Linked DNA regions of Homo sapiens: all the other regions are linked to region 3. A link is a loop called in an ENCODE intact Hi-C map of the cell type or tissue named here. Cell type or tissue: GM12878. All regions are shown on one strand. Region 1 has its middle 58 kb from the start of LINC01892. Region 2 has its middle 300 kb from the start of DLGAP1. Region 3 has its middle 180 kb from the start of DLGAP1.

Evidence for each region. Peaks named below come from ENCODE experiments on the same cell type or tissue, not always from the same donor. Only the 100,000 strongest peaks of a DNase experiment are listed, where the experiment ranks them.
Region 1: it touches region 3 in a loop (2.2-fold over the local background); 2 of 110 quality-filtered maps call a loop at or near these places.
Region 2: a loop joins it to region 3, with 4 times the contacts of the local background. A loop is called at or near these places in 2 of 110 quality-filtered maps.

Annotation. Positions count from the first base shown.
Region 1 is chr18:5,018,836-5,026,835 of GRCh38, forward strand. No RefSeq gene overlaps it. Among named protein-coding and RNA genes, the nearest start is that of LINC01892, 58 kb to the right of the region's middle. In GM12878, a CTCF peak has its summit at 4,672 (motif pointing left); a DNase peak (open chromatin) is centred at 4,672.
Region 2 is chr18:4,752,772-4,760,771 of GRCh38, forward strand. No RefSeq gene overlaps it. Among named protein-coding and RNA genes, the nearest start is that of DLGAP1, 300 kb to the left of the region's middle. RefSeq lists a silencer at 427-639. In GM12878, no CTCF peak of the experiment used is centred here; a DNase peak (open chromatin) is centred at 3,250.
Region 3 is chr18:4,635,506-4,643,505 of GRCh38, forward strand. No RefSeq gene overlaps it. Among named protein-coding and RNA genes, the nearest start is that of DLGAP1, 180 kb to the left of the region's middle. In GM12878, no CTCF peak of the experiment used is centred here; DNase peaks (open chromatin) are centred at 1,655, 4,276 and 5,006; H3K27ac peaks cover 1,262 bases.

The DNA.
Region 1 (8,000 bases), 380 kb after region 3:
TACAGCTCTTAAAGATAGTGCAGACCCAGAGTGAGCGACAGCAAGATTTATTGTGAAGAGTGAAAGAACAAAACAACCACAGTGTGGAAGGGGACCCTAGTGGGTTGCCACAGCAGGCTCTATGGCCAAATTTTATTCCCTTATTTGGCCCCACCCACATCCTGCTGATTGGTCCATTTTACAGAGTGCTGATTGGTCCATTTTACAGAGTGCTGATTGGTCCATTTTACAGAGTGCTGACTGGTGCCTTCACAATCCTTTAGCTAGGCACAGAGTGCTGATTGGTGCGTTTTTACAGAGTGCTGATTGGTGCATTTACCATCCTTTAGCTAGCCACAGAGCACTGATTAGTGCGTTTTTACAGAGTGCTGACTGGTGCATTTACAATCCTCTACCTAGACAGAAATGTTCTCCAAGTACCCACTCCACCCAGAAGCTCAGCTGGCTTCACCTCTCAATGTCATCCAAGTAGTAGCATTACTGGTGTTGCAGCCTGGACCTGACACAGACTTCTTTTCTGCTGTAGACATTACTAAAGCAGGAAGCCGTCCTTTTAACTTACTACATGACTTAAAGGTGTATTTCCAAGTATGGAATAATAAGCTACCCCCAGAATGGAAAACAAAAAAAAAAACAAAACAAAAACTCCATCAGGGCCAGGCACAGTGGCTCACGCCCGTAATCCCAGCACTTTGGGAGGCCGAGGAGGGTGGATCACGAGGGCAGGAGATCCAGACCATCCTGGCTAACACGGTGAAACCCTGTCTCTACTAAAAATACAAAAACAAAATTAGCAGGGCGTGGTGGTGGGTGCCTGTAGTCCCAGCTACTCGGGAGGCTGAGGTGGGAGAATAGCGTGAACCCGGGAGGCAGAGTTTGCAGTGAGCCGAGATCGTGCCACTGCACGCCAGCCTGGGCGACAGAGGGAAACACCGTCTCAAAACAAACAAAAACTCCATCGGTCCATTTTAGTGGTGGAAAGTACAAAATGCAATAATTTGTCTTTTATTCTGTAAGAGTATTTCTTGCTATGCTTCAGACCACTGGACTCCTAACAACTTCAGTGATGTATTGAGCCCCTAAATCTTTATTAGGCTTATTCCCCACTCTATGGAAAGTATGTACATATAATTAAGAAAAGGAAGAAAAATAAAAATAAAAAGCCTGATGAAATAAGTTATATGATCACTTTTCTTCTATGTCCATATGATATTCCAGAATTAATACATGAATAAATGAATGAAGGAATCACTGCTTCTTATTTATCTGTGCCTGAAGAAAACTTAACTGATCAACCATCCTACACTGCTTCATAAAAATGAATTTCTTAAAAAACCAATCAGGACTAATTTAGCAAATCCAAATGTATAAGGTGCTAGAAAATTTTGCTGTTTAATTTTTCAATATACACCACTCTTCTAAACCTCAAGTATGTAATTAGAAAACCAACTCCTGGTTAATTTGGATATGCCAAATCAACATAAGGAGAGAAATCACTGTGCAATTATATTAAAATACAGATTAAAACATTCGGAATGAATCCATCTTTCTGTTATTATTGTTTTCAACATCTTTTAGAGCAGGCTCTGCTAATAGTCCTTGCTTTTTGTCTTCCTTTCTTTTACCTTCAGATTGAAAGTATGTTCTTTTTGTGAAAATTATTTGATGTTCAGAAGAATCAAAACACCTTGTGATGTGACTTTGAAACCCTCTTGAGATCCTCTATGCCACTTTAAGGCAATTCTTCCCATCAACAGGCATTTGAAATCTCTTCCATGCAAATTATTATTTTTCTTAGTTCACAAATCCAACCTGCAAGTTTAAAAATGGGTTGCACATGTGAAAAATTCCAAGTAAAATCCCCTGATAGAAAGTAATGTGATCAAATAGAAAGACTGAAGATTCTAGTCATTTTTGATACCCTCATAGACCATGATCTGGAGCAGCATAGTTAACTCTTTGACTACTTTATTGTACGAAGAAAAGAGAAATAATTACTTGAATCTACCAACTTGGCATGATAAATAAGATTGTCAGAAGAAATGTTTGTCAAATGCATAACTCAAAAGATGTCCTAAAAATTCATAATTTCTAGTGTTCTTTTTGTCAAGCCAAGCATGATAGTATCATAGCATCATTTATTTGCTCATGTAACTACTAAGGATCATAGTATCATTTATTTGCTCATGTAACTACTAAGGGCTTTAGTGGCATGCAGCTCCAAGCTAATTACCAATAATTTTCATGGATTTGTTTTTTTCCCTCAGAAATCCAGCCTGGGTATGATGAAGAAGGAGGAGATGTTTTTTGCTCAACCTAAATGTTGAGCTTCTATTCATAGTCTAGTCTAAATGTTGTGCTTCTAGCAAAAAACATCACCAGGTCGCTTCTCAACAGTATATTCCTACTACTGTCTCCCTTACCAAATTCCACCAATTAAGATTAATTTGGGTGAAAACCTCCACTTTGAGGGTATTAAGTATAGGCTCTATTCACTCATTAATGTTAAAAAGCACTACGCTAATTCAAGCTCAATACTTGGGAGTTTTTATTGATGTGAAAAGAAGTAGGAAAATTCATCATGGAGAATAAATTACTTCAAGAGGGATGAGTAGACCAGAATGGTGTTGAAAGATTTGAGCACCCGGAAGACACTGAGTGCTTAGAGGATGTGGTGGGGTATGGAAATGGAAGGGAAAAAAGAGAAGACTGGCTTGCCAATTAAGTGCCCCCATATTCATTTTTAGGCAATCTCACTGGGGGTTTATCTTACCAACCTTGTTAGAGTAGGTAGACAGACAAACATGAGCAGGAAAGGCAGTCTCAGAGGAAGCAAGCTCTGGAAACCTTGCCCCACTAGCAATCAGAAGAAAACAATGTCCACATCTGAACTTGGGGTTAAGCTCATCCAGCCCTAGCAGGAAATGACTTCAGTAGGGACTTTTCCCAGTAGCAAGCATGTGCACTTTGATTTGGCTCACCCTAAAAGTAACCTTTTGCTCATTAAAATAGTAAAAAACACACCCCTGGGTGAAGATTTAAAATGCTAATGAGACAACTGACATATGTACTGGCATGTACAGCCACAGCACAAGCACATCTCAGGGACCACTCAAAACATGCTTGCTAGTAACATCCCTTCATGCCCCTTTCATGAATAATCATGTAAAACTCCCATAAGGGAGCTTCCACAGTGATAATTTGGGCTGTCTTATTCTCAAGCAGCCCACTCTGACCCAGATTTCAGGGGGTCCTGTCATTTTAAATAAACTTTACTAATGCTTAACTATCACTGCATGTCTCTTGGTTGAGTTCTTTCCTCTCAGAAGATAAGAACCTAGGACCCCACACTTCCGGGTCACAATTTCTGATTGGAGTAATTCGAATTTGCGTAAAAAACAGCAATATTCTGCTTGCCATAATTAATTCTATCCCCCCAGTCCCATGCAGTCTAATTCCAATCCTGTAGTATTCTTTCAGTTCCTTCCTACTCGCGATAAAAACGAGAAAGGAGAAAATAGAGAAAAGAAAGACAAAAGCTGGTGCCAGTTGCCTGCTGACAAAGGAAAAGTCAGATTCCTGCCTTTGAGATCCACTATTTCTTGCTCTATTCCATGAAGAATTCTCCTACTCAAGTCAGCAGCTTGAAACTATTCTCCATAAATGAGTTGGATCTCCAGGATCTACATAATTCAGAATAAAGTCACTTATTCTTTTTCAGGTATGGAGAGCTCATTATAAAGTAAAATCAATCTTATACAGAAAAACAGAATGGCCACTGACAGAGGATGATAAAAGATGAGTGAGGTTGCAAGGTCAGTGCCTCTGTTTGTCACTTAGGGTCCGGGTAGCAGACAGAAACCACACAGTAATCTGAGCAAGAAAAGTTTAACGTAGAATTATTAGCATGGAATTGGAATAATGGAAAATTGGCTAGTGAGAGTTAAAGAGGATTCTTAAGAACACAACAGCAACAGATATAAGGGAAAACCAATGTCCTTAAGACTAGGGAACTCACAGAAGGGCTCCTCCAAGCCTGAAATGCATACCTCTCTGAATACTGGGAAGTCCTTAAGGACCTCACCAGTGGTTCTTGCTGAAAATCTGCCCTCTAAGGTGCCAAGAGGTTCTGTTGGCCACTGAACACTTCTGGAATCATGCCCTTAGGAGCCCAGTGCAAGAAAAATCCCTTACTCTGGTAACTCCTCAGGAAGCCAGAGCTGGAGAAAGCTGTGCTATTGCAAAATTTATGTACCCTGAAGGATCCCAGGGTTAGAGAAAACTACGCTGCTACGACAGCTGATCTCTGGAGAAAGCATCTGCAGGAGACCAGCACTAGAGAAACTGCACAGAGGTTAAGGCTGGCAGGTGAATGTACGAAGGGTGTGTCAGGGAGTGAAAAGCCCAGTCACCAGCAAGGCATCATTGGGAGGTCTTGGGTGCATGGTGTTCATGTAAGGTGGTCACCAGGCTAGAGTCAAGTTGGGACTTTTCAAAATGATTGTGCAGTCTGGACACACAGCAAGAGTAGAGCATCACTGAATGCACCCCCATCCCAGTATATACACACATACTGCTGATAAATCCATGGAAAAGCAGCACACCACCAGCCGCAGCAGCAGCTGTGGAACTAGGAAGCTCTCTCTTTCTCCAATCTCCCTCCAGCTCCCTCTACTGGCAAAGCTTGATATTGTACTTGCTGCAAAGAAATGCTTCATTACAGTGGAGAAGGTAATTGAAGGGTGAATGTGGAGCAGAAGCCATAAATTGGCAACTGTCATATGGCTAGTAAAGTATCATAAATTTCGGCCATGCGAGGTGGCTCACGCCTGTAATCCCAGCACTTTGGGAGGCAGAGGCGGGTGGATTACCTGAGGTCAGGAGTTCGAGACCAGTCTGGCCAACATGGTGAAACCCCATCTCGGCTAAAAATACAAAAATTAGCCAGGCATGGTGGCACACGCCTGTAATCCCAGCTACTTGGGAGGCTGAGGCAGGAGAATTGCTTGAGCCTGGGATACAGAGGTTGCAGTGAGCTGAGATCCTGCCACTGCACTCCAGCCTGGCTGACAGAGTAAGACTCTGTCTCAAAAAAAAAAAAAAAATCATAAATTTCAATCAATGCATAAATAATAAATAAATCACAGAGTCCTGAGCTGACTTGGAAATCCCAAATTAAAATATAATGTTGCATAGGTAGTAACTAATATTAGCTTCAGTTTCATTACTTGCAAAATATGTGTTACTCACCTCAATTCACCAATTTAATTTAGCGAATAAAAATGGAAATATTAAAACCTCTCATCGTTGGTCACTATCCCCAAAAGCTTTCTTTCTCAGCTATTCAATCCTTATAGTCTAAAGACTGAAGCATTTGATTCTTCTCACTCTGTAACTCTCTTACTCTTTGCATTCAAGGAATCACCATAATTATCTTAATTTCTGCTGCCAAAAATTTAAAACCTTTGAATCTAACATCATGAATTTTATCACCTGGTGCCTGTTTCTTTCTATTGTTACTACTCTAATACATTGTATAATATTGTCACAGTTTAATCTACCTAAAACACTTCTTGTTACATCAAGTTTTATTTTAAAAAATAAGTAACCATCTTATGTTTGATCAAATTAAACTTTCTTAGACTTGCATAAAATGTCCCACATTCAGCTGCCTCAAATGACTTTTTTCAAGCTATTCTGTTAGACAGCCTTTTGGGTTTGTATGCCCAAGAGGCATCTGTCTATAGGGCAGTGCTTTTTTTACTCCTCCTGGCATTGCCACCTTGTCTCCTAAAGCAAGAAACTGATGCCTCCCCACTCGCCACCATCCAAGAAAAGAATAGTCTCTATCAACTGTCTCATTTATCTTTTTGGTGCTGTTTTTTAAAAGGGCCTGAAGACACTTGGTTCAGTACCTTCTAGTTGCTCTTTTGTGGAAAGTGTGCCCTCAGGATGCATACATTCTCTGCTCCTCCAGGCAGTAAGTTTATAGAGGGGTAAAATATCTTTTCTGGTGGGTATATTAATGTACCAAGCAGAAAAGCAGTAAAATGAAGTACATTTGGCTGTAGATCTAAATCATATTCTCCAATCCAGCTTTCATGAAATTGAAATTTGGTTTCCATCTGTTTTACTCACATGTTTTATGTTTCATATGATTCCACACTCTGCAGGAAAAGAATAGTGTAACTTAATTTTCTCCCTAAGCCCCAACCCTGTGCATGCCATGGGACGATGGTAACTTAGAGCTCACACTGGGTCATAAGTGAAAACACGGGTGCCTGAGAGGTTAAAGGGAATAGTTCAATTTAAAGAATGACTTAGTAGTTCAGATTTCAGAAGTCTTAATGTGATGCTATTGGTAGTAAACCATGGCTCTTTCTACTGGGGAGTCATTGGAGTCCCTCTGAGAATCCAGTGAAAACAAAGAAAAATCTCTTCTGAAAAATTCATGGTATTACATTAACACATATATTTGAACAATTTCAGGAGATTCACAGACTTCCTAAACCCTAAAAACTGACCCTCACCTATTTCATGGATGCTAGGGTAAGGACTTCAAAGTCACTCTTATTATGTTTATTCCTTTTTAATTTAAACTTATATTATTCCTCCTCCTCTGATTTTATCTTCCTGCAGATTTCATTTTCTTCCCTATAACGTCCACTGGTTTGGGTTATTTTATCTAAAATTTAAAATTATTTATTAATATATTTCTTGCTTCTCAGGTCCATGTTCTAAGTTTATATGGTATTTATCCATAGAAATAACTAATATCCATGCCATGACAGCATGATACAGCTATTACAATATGCACAAAATATTACCTCTGAACATGGACTCCTGAAACTAGCATTTGATGTGGTTGAGCTGAGTTGAATGTCGAAAGTGGAAATGATGCCTTTAAAGCACATACAAATGCAATCAGATATAAATATGAGTAGGTATAATAAATTTGGAGCACTTAGGCTTGGTCAGTATTATCAATATGCCTAAAATAGAACTGTTGAGGGTTTTAGGTTGAATTCACACATAAAATTGATTAATAGGGAACAGTTGGCATAATTCTAATATTCATTGACTTTCAGATTATGCCAATTTTTGTATGGAATTAAACATGCAAATTAAAATTGTTCATATTATGCAACATGAACATAATAGCATCTGTAGTCCTTTTCATATAACAGCCTTTTAAATGTGAGTTTCATCCGAAGACCTAGGGGATAAGAGATAACACCTTCCAAAGGAAGTGCTAGACCACATGCAGCCTTCATCAAGGAGACCTCTGAAAACAGTTGACAAGCCTCATACCCCACCCACATTAATTTTTTTTTTTAATCAGATGTTGGGTGTTGAAATATTTTGTTTTTTTGTTTTTGTGGGGCTTTTTTTGTTTTTTCTGAGATAGAGGACCTTTGGAAAGATTCTTCCCCTGAAGTTTTTTTTGTGTGAGAACCTCAGTAGTGTTCGGTGGTGTGCTGGTAAATGCTAACAATCGGCTCTCTGGGAAAGAAGAAAACAGCCTGGGTTTGTTGTGTTTGCCGATTTCCATGGTGTAAATAGTCCCACCATGGCTTGTTTCAGGCTACCAATGTGAAGTTCCTGAGTGCATAATTGAAAAGAGGTGTGTAGGTTCTCACCCCGTGTTTCCACCTTACAGGCAAAGGAGTAAATTAGCTCAAGGACATAGATAGTAGTAAATAGAGTAAAATCATTAGGAAGCCATGATTTTTTTTAGCATTTATTGCCTTTGTTTTTAATATTTAATTATACGTTTATATAGCTTGATTTTAATGATGGCTGTGGTTAGCAACTAGTGTAAAATTTCTGAAATTTTGACAACAAACTCTGTGAGTCAATTTTGGCCAGCTCTAGCACGCCCCTGAATTAAGAGGTGTTGCTCCTCCTGCTGACTCTGGATAAAGCTAGTGCATGAAAAACAAACCCCAAAGTTTTAGCAAAAAATCCAAATGCTTGACAATGTGCCCTGTACGTTAAGC
Region 2 (8,000 bases), 120 kb after region 3:
GCAGGTCAGGTCAATGCTGTACACCGAGTGGGCTCTGTGTCCCAGTTGAGGAAGCCAGAACTTGAGAAACCCTGTTATTTTATAATGGACTGTAAACAAACCTGATGTGTCCAGAATTGGTTCCTTCTGGTGAGTTCTTGGTCTCCCTGACTTCAAGAATGAAGCCTCCGACCCACGTGGTTGAGTGTTACTGTTCTTAAAGATGGTGTGTCCAGAGTTTGTTCCTTCAGATGTTCAGATGCGTCTGGAGTTTCTTCCTTCTGGTGGCTTCGTGGTCTTACTGACTTCAGGAGTGAAGCCGCAGACCTTTGCAATGTGTTACAGCTCTTAAAGGTGGCGCATCCGGAGTTGTTTGTTCCTTCAGGTGGGTCTGTGGTCTCGCTGGCTTCAGAAGTGAAGTTGCAGACCTTCATGGCGAGTGTTACAGCTCATAAAGGTAGTGCAGACCCTAAGAGTGAGCAGCAGCAAGATTTATTGTGAATAACGAAAGAACAAAGCTTCCACAGTGTGAAAGGGGACCCTAACAGGTTGCCACTACTGGCTTGGTGGCCAGCTTTTATTCCCTTATTTGGCCCTGCCCACATCCTGCTGATTGGTCCATTTTAGAGAGCGCTGATTGGTCCTTTTTACAGAGTGCTGATTGGTCCATTTTTAGAGTGCTCATTGGTGCCTTTACAAACCTTTAGCTGGACACAGAGCACTGATTGGTGTGTTTACAATCCTTTAGCTAGACAGAGAAGTTCTCCAAGTCCCCACCCGACTCAGAAGCCCAGCCGGCTTCACCTCTCACTGACAGACATTTTTGTCCTGGAAAATGGCATTACTTTTATTATACTAGACTAAGTTTGTCAAACCTGCAGCCCACAGGCCACATGTGGCCCAGGACGGCTTTGAATCTGTCTCAATACAAATTCATTAACTTTCTTAAAACACTATGAGATTTATTGTGATTTTTTTTTTAGCTCATCAGCTATCATTAATGTTAGTTTTTTTTTTAATACTTTAAGTTTTAGGGTACATGTACACAACGTGCAGGTTTGTTACATATGTATATATGTGCCATGTTGGTGTGCTGCACCCATTAACTCGTCATTTAACATTAGATATATCTCCTGATACTATCCCTTCCCCCTCCCCCCACCCCACAACAGGCCCTGGTGTGTGATTGTGTGATGTTCCCCTTCCTGTGTCCATGTGTTCTCATTGTTCAGCTCCCACCTGTGAGTGAGAACATGTGGTGTTTGGTTTTTTCTCCTTGGGATAGTTTGCTGAGAGTGATGGTTTCCAGCTTCATCCATGTCCCTACAAAGGACATGAACTCATCATTTTTTATGGCTGCGTAGTATTCCATGGTGTATATGTGCCACATTTTCTTAATCCAGTCTATCATTGTTGGACATTTGGGTTGGTTCCAAGTCTTTGCTATTGTGAATAGTGCCACAGTAAACATACATGTGCATGTGTCTTTACAGCAGCATGATTTATAATCCTTTGGGTATATACCCAGTAATGGGATGGCTGGGTCAAATGGTATTTCTAGTTCTAGATTCCTGAGGAATCGCCACACTGACTTCCACATGGTTGAACTAGTTTACAGTCCTACCAACAGTGTGAAATTGTTCCTATTTCTCCACATCCTCTCCAGCACCTGTTGTTTCCTGACTTTTTAATGATCGCCATTCTGACTGGTGTGAGATGGTAACTCATTGTGGTTTTGATTTGCATTTCTCTGATGGCCAGTGATGATGAGCATTTTTTCATGTGTTTTTTGGCTGCATAAATGTCTTCTTTTGAGAAGTGTCTGTTCATGTCCTTCGCCCACTTTTTGATGGGGTTGTTTGTTTTTTTCTTGTAAATTTGTTTGAGTTCATTGTAGATTCTGGATATTAGCCCTTTGTCAGATGAGTAGGTTGCAAAAATTTTCTCCCATTTTGTAGGTTGCCTGTTCACTCTGATGGTAGTTTCTTTTGCTGTGCCGAAGCTCTTTAGTTTAATTAGATCCCATTTGTCAATTTTGGCTTTTGTTGCCATTGCTTTTGGTGTTTTAGACATGAAGTCCTTGCCCATGCCTATGTCCTGAATGGTATTGCCTAGGTTTTCTTCTAGGGTTTTTATGGTTTTAGGTCTAACATTTAATGTTAGTGTGTTTTATGTGTGGCCCAAGACAATTCTTTTTCCAATGTAGCCCAGGGAAGCCAAAAGATTGGACACCCCTGTAGCTAGACAGTGAAAACATCTTCCATCTGCTCCAGAGAGGGACAATTCTGTTTTTCAAGGCTGTTTGCTATGTAATAATCCTTGGAAAGTTAGCCTAGATCAAAGTACATGTTCTCTTAAGACATGCAAAATCGTGAGAGATCCATGGAGTATTGTCTCCAAACAGTTAATTTCAATACATATATTTGGCTGTTAAATGCTTACCACTTCAAAACTGAAACACCATGTAGTATGTTGATGGCTTTAAATAAAGATGTTTATATAACTACAAAAAAGATAAATTAAAATGTGCCATGGAGATAGCATATGGCTAAAAGCAAAGTTTTGGAATGAGACACTCTTAAAATTGAGCCATATTTCCATCATCTACTACCTATGTGACTTCAGGAAAGTTGCTTGATTTCTTTCCATTTTAATTTTTTCATCAGTAAATTGAAATAATACAAATCTCAAATATTACAGGAATCATAAATGGTATCACGTAAATAAAGCAGATCAGTACATAGCATACAGTTAGTTCTCAGAATTTGGTGCAGATTATTATTACTTAATCTCTGAATAAGTCATATACAAATATTCCTTAAACACTTACCATTTGGTTTACACTGCATTAAAGACAGTGTTAGTGATAATGGAAAAAGATGTAAGAGAGCCTCCATTCTCAAATAACAAATTACACTATAACAATGGAAACAAAAGTAGCACAGACAGAATTTCATGGATATAGTACCATATACAATCAGTACCATAAATTGCTAGAATATAGATTCCATGGAGGTAGGAACTTTTTCTCTAGCTCCTTAATAGTATTCAGCACATACTAGGCTTTCAATAAAATTGTTGAAAGGATGTTGAATAAAATGATTAGAGAATGACTCCTTATTTCGCTGTAAATCACTGTGAACTAGAATAGCCAGGGAAGGCTTAGTGAAGAGAATGGGACTTGGGCCGTGTTCTCTGAAGTTTTCATGAAAGAGGAAATGTGAAAAATGACAGCATCTTTTCAGCCCGCTACAGCAAACACAGGGCTTCTTGCAGTAAAAGTGGAAGTTATCATTTTAGTAAGTCTTACCCATGCTCAGCTCAGCAGAGCAGGGCAGCATGCTGGCTGTACCACCTGCTTACAGGATGAGTGTGCTGTGGCTGCCGGAGAAGAAGAGGAGACACAGCAGGGAGGTCAGCTTGGACAAAGTCTCTGCCTGGCAGGGAGGGTGGATGGTCTCAGGAAGTTGTCTGGATGTGTACATGAAGCAAGATTTTGGAGAATTTTTAACACCATTATTGAGGTATAACTTGCATACTATAAAATGCACCAACTTTTGCTTTATCGAGTTAAAAGTACACTTTATACTTAAAGTATAACTTGTACAATTAATACTTTAAGTATAAAGTTTGGTGAGTTTTAGCAGATGTATACAGCTGTGCAAATATTCCCATAATCCAGTTTTAGAACAGTTCTATCTACCCCAAAATATTTCCTAAGGTCTTTTTTTGCAGTCAGTCCTTGACCCCCACCCCAGGCAAACAACTAATCAGTTTCTGTCTCTACAGTGTTGCCCTTTCTCGATATTTTACATAGATTCACATAACATATGTGGTTTGTGAGTGGCTTCTTTCATTTGGCATGGCATTTTTCAGGTTTTCCTATGTTGCAGCTTGTATCAGTAGTTCGTTCCTTTATATACTTAGTGGTATTATATTGTATGTCTATACTATATTTTCTTTATCACACAAAATATGTGATTGGATTATTTCCCATTTAGATAAAAATCTGTCACCTTTATCCCCCAAATTCAGATTTTTGCCTCCAGATCCAAGGAGAGCACCCCTCCTGGCAGCAAAGCTGCTGACTTTGTGCTCAATATCATCTTGAAAACCTTCCCTTTCCACCTTAAGGACTAGGAGGTGAGAAGGGCTCCCTAGGCAAGGTCATCTGTCCTTTCCTGGAGGTCTATCAGTTTTTCAAGAACAAATGCTTCAACTTTTCTGCCCTGGTCAATTTCTAGTGCCAGAAAATGGTTGTTTTTGACAGTTTTGACAGTTCTATCGGAAGAATCACCAACCTCTTTATGTCACTTTAACTGGAAATTCCTTTCTTCTAAAGGATGTTGAAGATCAAGATACAAAGTTTGATTCTCTGAGGATCAGAGTCAAATAACCTGTGTGTTACTTTAGAGATGTCAGCATGGGGCATAATGTGCAGTCAGTTGGAGGGGAGCAATTTCAACCAGGAAATTCATCATAATAATCAAATAGGACAGGTTTAAAACTTCTTAAGTGAATTAGGGCTAGGGCAGTGGCTCATGCCTGTAATCCCAGCACTTTGAGAGGCCAGGAGGGATCACTGGAGGCCCGGAGCTACAGATCAACCTGGGCAACATAGTAAGAACCTGTCTTTACCAAAAAATAAAAAATAAAAAATTACCTGGGTGCGGTGGCATGCACTTACAGTTTCAGCTGCTTGGGAGGCTGAGGCAGGAGAATAGCTTGAGCCCAGGTGGTCGAGGTTACGGTGAGCTATGACTGCACCACTGCACTCCAGCCTGGGTGACAGAGGGAGACTCTCAAAAAACAAAACAGAAGTTAATTGAATTAATATAATGCAATTCAATTCCATGGTTTTTTTTTTTTTTGTCAAGTTCTCCTTCACATGGCAATGTTTATGCTATTTCATACATTCTTTTTGAGAATATGAGGTTCTTTCGTTTTTGCTCATTACTCAGGTTCTATGCATGCCCATATAGGTCAAAGTTTGAAATTACTAACAGCATGCAAGGATGTCCATTATCACAAAATACCTTGAAGGCGCTATGCTTTCTTTGGTCTGTAAGCATTTGTGTATACTGTGTCCTTTGCTTAGTACTCTCTTATGCTCACCTTTTCTCACCAGGCTGAATGCTATCCACCCTTCAGTCACAGTTTGATATCATATCCTCCTGGAGCCCTTTCATGCATGACATCCTGAGGGCCTTCCGATGCAGTACCCAACCATATTAAAATTGTGTATTTGCAGATCTATTTCCCTTATTAGATTTAAAGTCTGTGATGGGAGGGCCCAGGCTGCATGGCTCACTATTATAGTCCAAAAATTTGGTGGACCTTCAGAAACAGAATATGTGGTTGATCAATACATACAAAATTGTTTTAATGGAAAGTTGCATAGGATTATTGTAAGAGGACCAACTCCTCATGACCTTTGGCAAATTACTTAACCTTTCTAAGCCTCAGTTCAATTTTGAAAAACAGGGTTGATCATTACACATGTTGTGAGGATTAAAAGGAGAGATGCATTCAAAAGCTGTTAGCACAGTGCCTGGCATATAGCAAATGCTCAGTATGTGCTAACCATTCATCAGGAACCAATTACAGTCATTGTTGGTGGCATGGGAAAAGTGCCTGCTGCTCAGCTCTGCTGTGGGGAGCATAGCTGACCACAACTCCTGGCCGCTGGGTTCTCTGGACTCCCACCATGTTAATGCCAAGCCCCCCACCCCAAGGCTTCTCCCAGCCAAGGACTGAGCAGTGGGGCACTAGTGCAGGGCCACTCCTGCCAGACAGGTGACTTCTCTTGAGGACTCTGATTCAGCCAGGTGGAACATGTCCTGAAACTGCTCTGTAGCTGATGCTCTTTCTTCCCTCTCCTCCACTGCCCTCCACCCCATCTCCTTTCATAAGTGTCAGACCACGCCTCTTCCTGCACATTCCTACTCTTCCTATGGTCCCTCCTGGCATTTTTTCAATAAATGCCCTGCATGTCAGATCCCACCGTGCTGCCTGCTTTTTGGAGGATTCAGACTAACATAGTTGGTTCCAGTGTGGGTATTAAAAAACAGGGCTTGAAGAGAGAGCTTGGGGCTACCTCACTCACTGCCCAGTAGACAAGATGGATATCATGCTGAGTGGAGTGGGGCACACATAGACCCTCACATAAACAGTGGCCCAATTGCTGCAGAACTCTTTGTTGTTGACTTGGGAAAACATCCTGGTGGAGGGGATGCCCTTTCCAGGGCAACGGTTCAGATACTTGAAAGATATGAGGAGCAATTGCTACTAGGATGGCAGAGCTGGCTGATTATTGCTAAGTTGTATTGAGACTCAGCAGAGGCGTAATGAGAAACAGAGGGCCAGGAACAAACAATTAAAAATAAGAGTGAGAGCCAGAGGGCCTTTTTGGTCTCTTTCAAAGAGCCCATTGTCTCCTGTAGTGAGAGGTCTGACTCAGCTCAGGAGCAGGTTCACTTGATGAGACAGAGCTCCGGAGAAGTTTACATGCTCAGCCAAGGCAGTCTGTGCTAAGTTTGGAGCCTTGGTTGAGAAAACCTGGCACCCTGAAACGTGGGATATGACATCCAGACAGGTGTTCCTTGGGAGTTTGACTCTGTGGAACTTAACCCTCAGAGCTTGCAGACGTGATCTACCCTTCTCTTCTAGCGGCTAGCACTTCCTCCGTGCTAGAAGATGGTGCAGGTCCCCACAAAGGTATCGTGCCTCCCTCAAGAGCTACTCTCACCTCTTCTCCTGGGTGCCAGGCTGATAATAGAATTAAAGCCCAGCATATACTAGGCCTGAGAAAGAAGGAAACAGATTATATACTGAAGGGACTACAAAATCAAATTGCACATAGCAGTAATCACTAAGGCAGTGTCCCTGGGAATGGATTTTTCAGGGTGCTGGATGCAGGGGGCCAGGGAGACGCCACCTGCATCACTAAAGTGGCAGTGATAGTTCTGCTCTGATGCGAAGACTGAGAGCAGGAGAGGCTTCTGCGGGGCTGGGTTTATTAATACCTATGTGCTCAAGGGGTTTGGGGCGTGAGGACCATGTGGTGGTGCTTACCTATCAGAATCTGGGATGCTGGAGCTCCTCTAACAACTGCAAAATTCAGAGGGGTAGTGAATATGAATTGACTCACATGGAGGTATGGAGATGGTGACTAGAGCTCAGCATCCCTAGAGGCAAAATACTCTGGCAGTCAACAAAGAAGATGCTTATCTTTGTAGCCAGACAAAGGCAAGAATCACACAGCAAGAGGCTGAGGGCAGTTGCCTCAATAAAATATCATAATCACTTGTTCAGATCCAGAATCCCCTAACTAGATGGCAGGAATTTCCAAAACTGTAGCCAGTATACATTCAAATGTTTCCCCATTTTTTCTTTCCCAAAGGGACTTATGGTCATTACTTTGGTGACTCTACTAGGGAAAGAGAAATACTCAAACATACTGGAGACTCCTGGACACCGAGCCTGAATTGGTATTGATTCTTTGAAATCCAAAGCATCATCAGAAACCATTCAAAATGAAAGAGGGGTTGAACATCCAGATAATAACAAAATGACTCAGTCCGTTGACATTAGCTAAACTTTGTCATCATCACGATGAGCATGTGAATGTAGTGGCCACAGTGACAGAGATGGATGCTACATATAAGGCCCAAAACATGAATTTCTACTTATCTAGGCTGATCTAATGGCTGTTGTCTCTGAAGGTCCAGCCTGTCAGTCACAGACACTAGTGCTCTTCCCTGAAGTGACTCTCTTCCTTGAGAAGACCAACCAGCATTTGGTGGCAAGTTGACTACAAGAGTCCCCCTCTATCTTGGAAAAGCCAGTTGTTTATTCTTATAGGAATAGAACCCTATTCTGGTGTTAATTTCGCAGAGCCTGTTTGCAGAGCCTCACTCAGCACCACTAACTGGAACTTACAGAATGCCTGATCCACAGGCATGGAATCTCACACACGGCACATCCAGCCAGGGCTCCCACTTCATAGGGAAGGAGATGAG
Region 3 (8,000 bases):
GAGAATAGATTGATGGTTACCAGATACCAGGAAGGGTAGGGAAAAGAGATGAATAAAGAGAGGTTGATTAATGGTTACACATATAGTGTTTGATAGAAGAAATAAGAACTGGTGTTCAATGTATCAATAGGGCGGCTATAGTTAACATTAATCTATTGTACATTTCAAACACATAGAAGAGAATAATTCAAATGTTCCTAGCATACAGAAAAGATAAATATTTAAGGTGATGAATACCTCAATTACCCCAATTTGATTATATGAATGTATCAAATGATCACATGTACCTTGAAAATATGGACATCTATTATGTATCAATACAAATTAAATTGTATAAGCCTATAATTAAATTATAAAAAATAAATAAATACAAATAAATGTTTCAAAAGAGAAGAATACTTGCTAAACTGGAGTTAATCAAAAGTAAAAACTTTTACTTTAGACACTTAACAGAGTAAAAAGGCACAAGCTGTAAGAAAGTCTTTGCAAATCATATATTTAATTTGAAAAAAGCCAAACTTCTACCCAGAATATATACAGAACTCAAAACCCTAAAAACCCCATAACCCAATAAAAAAATGGGACAATGATTTGAACAGGCACTCCTTAAAGAATAATATATGGGAGGATAAGCACATAAAATATACTCAACATTATTAGTCATTATATCAATTCAAATTAAAACCACAATGAGTCAACCTTGTACACTTTGTAGACTGGCTAAAGTTAATAAGATTAACCATACCAAGTATTGGGAAAGCTGTGAGGACCTGGAACTTTTGTATACTGCTGGTGGGAATGTAAACAGCACAACCATTTTGGAAAACAATTAGGCTGGTTTTAAATTTTTAAAAAACAGACATACCATATGATGTAGCCATTCCATTCGTAGGTATTTATCCAAGAGAAACGAAAGCACGTGCCTGTATAAAATGTAGTCCATAAACGATCATAACAACTTCATTTTTAATATCCTAAAACTTGAAATAAAAATCCAAATTTCTATCAACAGGCGAATGTATAAACAAACTATTATGTATTTATACAATAGTATCATACCCAGCAATAAAAAGGAATAAACTACAGACACACACCAAAACATGGATGGATTTCAAAATGCTTATATTGAGTAAAAGAAGAAAGAGAAAAACACACTCATATTGTATGATTCTATTCATACAAGATTTCAGCACATGCAAAATACACAGAAGTGACAGAGAGCAGATCAGATGCAAAATGATCAAAAAGCAGATTAAATAATTTCAGCACATGCAAAATAATCAAAAAGGCAGAGAGCAGATCACATGGAAAATAACAAAAAGTGACATCGAGCAGAGCAGTGGTTGCCTGGAACTAGGAGACCAGGGAGTCAACACAGGGTGCAACAAAACTTTGGGGAAGATGGATACTGATTGCTGTGATGGTTCCACGAGTGTCTATATGTCAGAACTTATAAAATGCATATTTAAAATATGTGCACTGTATTGTATGTTTATCATACCTCATTAAGATGTTAACAAAATAGAGGAAACTGCCAGATTTAGCTTGGAAACTGGTCAATGAACAAGACTCAGGAAGCAGGAAACAGGGCTGTCTCAAAGGCAGCAACAGGACAAGCCACCATTGGCACGTTGCCACTGCAAGATGAGTGTGTCACTCACTGCAGCATCCCACGAGAGAGATTCTGAGTAGTTCAGCTGCTCTCACAAGCCACTCCCAGTGACGCCTCATTACACCCATAGGCAGTGGACACATGGAATGAGCCTCCCTTCAAAACCATACAAAATGCGGGGAAAGATAATTCTCCTAAAGTAAACTGGGGAGGATGTTTGGAAATCTATGCAAGAAAGACAAAAACAGCAGTAACACTAGCTATATAAGGCTTTGGAGATTTTGTTGTCATTGTCCGAGTATTCATGCTTCTATCTCTTGTGAAGTTGTGAGCAATAGAGAAACTATTTAATAATTCACTTCTGTTATTTTTTCTACCTAGTTATTGAAATGCTTACATTATCATTTAGTACGATTTTATTTTATGTAGAATTTCTGCTATGAGACAGAACACCCTCTGCTTGTGAGTGTGTGTGTATTTATATTAGGTTGGTACAAATGTAAGTGCAGGTTTTGCCTTTACTTTTAAATGGCAAAACCCACAATTACGTTTGCACCAACCTATGTGTGTTCATGAAATACCTATCCCTGCATGAATTAATAAATCCCATGGGTCTTGGATATGGGGTGGCTGTTCATTACTTCTCAGTGAAGTACAAATGTGTGTGTCTGTTCATCTTTTAAATATAGCATTCCTTATTAATTTTAATTTCATAGCAATTTATTGGCACCCACTATGTACCTGATAGTGTCAGCTCTATTAGCATACTACAGCTAAAAAAGCTTAGCTTCACATATTGACAACACTATATTGTACAATTTTTCGTTGTCTCTGAAACAAAGAGACATAACACTTTGCCTTACAAGCGTTCACCCATGGATTCCCCATGTTCTCTGCCAAGAGTAAAATGTAGGGCAACTGATAAGAGGCTGCACAGCTAACACACAGGAGGAGAAGCCTGTTCTCATGGGTTTGCTTCTGCTTCTTACGGCTCATTTCACAGAAAATTCACTTTTCTGTGTCTTAATTTCCCCAGCTACAAAGAAAGAAAAAACTATTTATTTTGTGAACACAGGAATAGATAAAGATTCAGTGACTAGGTTTAATGGGGTCATTTAATTTTCTACCTAGACCTATTACTAAATACGCTGTAATTTGAAACAACAAAAATAGTGTGTGCTGTCAAGGCTGCCAGCTTATATAAGTAAACCTAACCATTAGAACCAACCGGTTTGTGCACGTCGTTATGACCCCAAAAGTTCCTATGCATATCGCTTGAGAAAAATTTCACGATATCATGGAAAAGTGGATGAAAATGACTTTAGGTTGAATTTAAACAGTTATTTTTAAAAGCCTTGATAAAGGAAAAATAATGCAACAGGTAGAGAACATGCTCAATAGTTAAATATTGGAACTCATCTCTAAAATGTGTAAATCCAGCAAGTCAGATTAACTACTCTCTTCTTAGTTCCTCTGGATATTGATATCATGTATATACATGGTAGAGATTTTCCCTTCCTTATTTGAAAAATTATTTGTGTAGCCTTGTCTGAAAATCATCTCTTTGCCTATATTAAATGATTTATAGGTCTACAAAAATTAGCATAGCAATGTAAATTATAGTTCCAGCTTTGTTACTAATTAGGCGTGTCATTTTAGTTATATGTCTTAATCTTTCTGGATTTCAGCTTCATCTGTAAGGTGAGGGGCAGAGCAGAGAAGATGTATAAGTGGCGTACGCACCGCCACTCACCATGCTGTTTGCGGCAAGCATTACTAATCAAGCATGACAATCTTTCCCATTGAACTCACACATTGCATAGGATCCTTTTCATCACAGCGTATCTCTGAATTAGATTTTACCTGATTTTATTGAACACTTACTATATGTCAGCCACTATTTAGGATACTTATCTGTATTAACTAGCTTAATTATGACACAATTATGACAGGATTCTATGAGGCACGCAAATTAATATCCTTATTTTGCAGATTAGGAAAGTAAGGCCCCAAAATTTACATATAGTAAGCAACAGAGCGTAAAATCAAGCAGCCTGTGCTTTCCTTCATTTTGTTACTTTGCCTTTGAGTTCTCTAGAGTCTATTTTAACACAAATTCTATGGGTAGTACTAAAAGCATGCCACAAACATTTGACAGTGAGAAGTATTCTCTGCTCTTTGGGATTTGTTTTATTTTGTTTTTTAGTTTCTTCACAGCTTTATTCTCAGCACCTAGCCCCGTGCCTAACAGATGGTGGACACTCAGTAAATATTGATTGAATGAATAAATGCTGCCATCCCCACAGCCAGTATCACTATACTTTAAAAAACAGGCTGTGAAATTATCTCTTTTTTATATTGCATCAGTCTGCTATTCTGCAGACTCCACATTGATCATTTTCCAGGCAGCATCTTATTTGGTTTCCTCTGGCAGGAGCTACAAAAAGATTAAGAGAGGGAGGAACCCAAGGGGAACTCCCAGCTGTCCTATCTAATGTTCTATCTCAGTTCTTCACTGGTTGAGAGTTTATTATCATTTTAACAATTATCTGGGACCCACAAGTAAGAGGTCGGCCACAGGCAATTCTTAATTGTGGGAGCAGTGATGATGCTTTGCATAAGCTGACTCTTGCCATGCAAGAGAAGCAGCCCGAAACGAGAGTGGTCAATGCCAAACTGGGAGGAGTTGTGTCTGACTAAAGAACAGATGTTCTTGTGTATAATTAGTAGAGACTTGCAGTGACCTAGGTGGTTATTTAACTCAAAAAGGAAACAGCCAAGAAGCCAAATTTGGATAATTTTGAGGGGATTTCATGGTGAGTCATTGAGCAGACTTTAACAATGACACAAAAAGAACAAATTGGTAATCTAGTGTTTATAGTGATGTATGTAGAATTAACATCAGGACAACTTAAAACCAATGACACTTTTTGTCTGGATCCTTACGCTTTCACAAAATAAACTAGTACCTAGCTTATCTGAATTATAAGCGATAACAAAAGCTACAAGTAACCAGAAAAGCACGTTTGGAAGATGCTTATCAGTGACATTTTCTACAAATTATGACAAATGTATTTGAGGAGTAGTCTTTAAGATTCCTGGCATATGCAGATGTCTATCTGTATCACATGATAACCATGACTTTGGAAACCATTATATTTCTTTCAAATGCCAGACTGAATCCAGATATGAATGCTTGGACAGCTTCAAATAATGAAAATAAGAGTGTGCTAACATTGACTGCAGTGTACGAGATAAAAAGTAGGGCAGAGAAGGAGCAAACATAGACCCCCCAAAAAAGGCCATTGGCAGGAGCTACAGAAAGATTAAAGGGAGATGAAAGGGAGGGAAGGAGCCCGAGGGGAATTCCTAGCTGATGCTAATTGTACCATAGCCACCAGCTACCTCATTGGGTTCCTTTGTGGTTAGCACAATGGGGTACTGGTTGCTGTCCTCCAGGGAATTCTGCACAGCTCTGAAAAGAAAGCATTTCATGTATTATATGAGGTTGAGAGAAAGGTGAATAAAATAAGTTGGAGATATTGTCATATTAAGAGGAAATTAATATCCATTTTAATTAAAGGTAATCAATATTGGGAGATGTAGCAGGATGCAGAAAGAAGAGAGTTGCTAATTTCAATGCCATTAAAAAGCTGTGACCATAGGCAGGTGCCAGCACAGACAGACATCAGCTGCATGTACACCTGCTGTTCCCTGTGAAGTGGAGCAGTGGTTTCTGTCAGGTTCAAAATCAAATCATGAATTTTGCCTACATGTTGTCAAACTACCTGGGATAGTTTCCTCCCTCTTGGCAGCCCCTGACCCAACTAGCATTGTCATACCACTTTGTAATAATCCAAAGATTCTTCATCCCAGGTCTGTCCATTTCCGAGAGGCCCATGTCCCGAAACTGTTCCTCTCCCCCTGCTATGGACTGAATTATGTCCCCAACAAATTCATATGTGGAAGTTCTAAGCTCCAATGTGATGGTATTTGCAGATGGGATTTTTGAGAAGTAATTCGTTTTAGATAAGGTCATGAGGGTAGAGCCCCCACGAAGGGATTAATGCCCTTATAAGAAAGAAGAAACACTAGAGAGCTTGCTTTCTCTCTCCAGCTGCCTGAGGACACAAGAAGGCAGCTGTCTGTTACCTAAGAAAAGAGCCCTCACCAGACACTGACCCTTCTGGCCCCTTGATCTTGGACTTTCAACTTCCAAAACCATGAGAAATGAATTCCTGTTGTTTAATCCACCTACTCTATGGTATTTTGTTATGACAGCCCAAGCTGACTGAGACACCCTCTCTGCCCCATGCCATCCAAAATCACACTAAAGCATAGAAAGTGTGTGGTATATATATATATATATATATATATATATATTTTTTTTTTTTTTTTTTTTTCATTTAGGTAGTTAAACCATCCGGGTTCTTCGTAGAGTAGGTCATGCAGACTTGGCCAAGGGTACACAACTGCTCTTCATCTCACCCACAAAATGAGAGATTTAGCTAAATGATCTATAAGTGTAGTCCTAAACTGCCTGACAGTACCGGAATCTTTCTCCAGAGCTGCTTATTTGCCAAATGAATATAATTGGCATAAAGCCTGCAGGAAAGATCTTGAGAAGGGGAGTCCCCAGAATTCATTCATGTACTTCATGGCATTTATCTCTGCCATCGTGATAGAAAAACAAGGCTTAGCAAATTGACCCTCTGCTTCTGCAGCTGCTGACCCCTGGTAATGTTAGAACAGAAGCAAGCTAACCCTGGAGGCTTGGACTAATTCTAGCAATGATAAATACAGCTTGCTTTGTGGCTGTCACCCTGCCTAGAGGACTGAATGGCCAATGGTAACAACCATTGCGCTTGTTATGCACTGCTCAAGTCTCCCATTCTGCTGAGCCGATGCTGGCAGTGCCTCTGCAGAGGAAGAGTCAAGCCCTTCAGAATCTATGGTTTCGGGTAATTGGGTGCTGCACCTCATTATGGTCATTACCAGGATGATATCTCCTTAGGGATTTCCTTTAGGGAAAGCAATCACTTTAGCAAAGTCTGAAAGGCAAGCATCTTTATCTGGTTCCTGTCATCCCAGATGTCAAAAACATCCGTGAAGCTGTGTTCTAGGGTATTATGAAAATTACTCCAAGGCATTTCAAAAAAATGGCTCACACTCTATTCTGGGATCTCTTCACTCTTTTATTTCAGTCCCTGACTAAAATGTAAGTGGTGTATGATAGCAACACTGTACTCCAAAAAAAAAAAAAAAGAGAATTTATCAAGCAGTAGGTTAAGAAAGCAATTTAAATGACAGTTCTTTTTCCTTCTTCTCACCTTTGCCCATGCAACTTTGTTCTTGTTCATCTACATTCTAACAGAATGGACCTAACCTAAAAGGAACTCTGAAATCAGTGACAAATGTGAGTGACTTAGACATGTGAAGGATGCCTTTAAGTGTTATTTGGCTCAAAAATAACTTCAGTAATTTTTACAGCTTTCCTGGAAAGCAATGAAAAATCACCTGAGGCGCAGTGTATTCACAAGAATGGGAACTTTGCATCTAAAATATATAGTCTTGAGAACTGGGAAGGTATTCAAAATGATACAATGTAACAAAGACCAGGGTTGGATCCTGGAGAATGTTTCAATGCTAAATTCATAAAATCATTGTTAAACCCATGTATTTACTTGTGAGAAAGAAAGGCAAATTCTATCCAGAAAAAAAATGTTCCTTAAATATCAATTTTAGAATTAGGTTATTTAGTCTGTCAAAGACTGGCTGATTAAAAAAAAAAGAATTAGGTTTTTTAGAAGTCAATCTTAAATATGGAAAACAACCATGTGTGATACAAACGAAGTACTCTTTCTTAAACAGAGGTGGTTTTGCTCTCCAGGTTACATTTGACAATGCCTATCACAATTTGGGGGCAGGTGCTCCTGGATTCTAGTAGGTAGAGAGGCCAGAGACGTTGCTAAACATCTTATAATGCACAGGACAACCCTCATAGAAAAAAAACTTATCTGGCCTTAAAGGTCAATAGTGCCAAGGTTGAAAAACCTTGGCTTTCAGAATGCACTGCCAAAATGTGATGACAAAGATATTACATTTTTGTAAAAGCCAAATCTCTAGAAGAAAGCCATTCCAACAAGCAAGAGAGAAATGATTTACACTTTGGAAAGGCTTTTCATTTTAGCACTATAATCAGATCCATTCATTGGATTTAAAATGTATAACCTATGATAGTCTAAGAAGTCTTACAGATTCCACATGTATTGTAAAAAGGAGAAACCACAGTGGGAAATACAACACCTTGACTATGTGGACCCACCCCTACTCATATAAGTACTTTAATCATCCCTATGTATCAATAGGCTGGTGGAAAATTACAAGT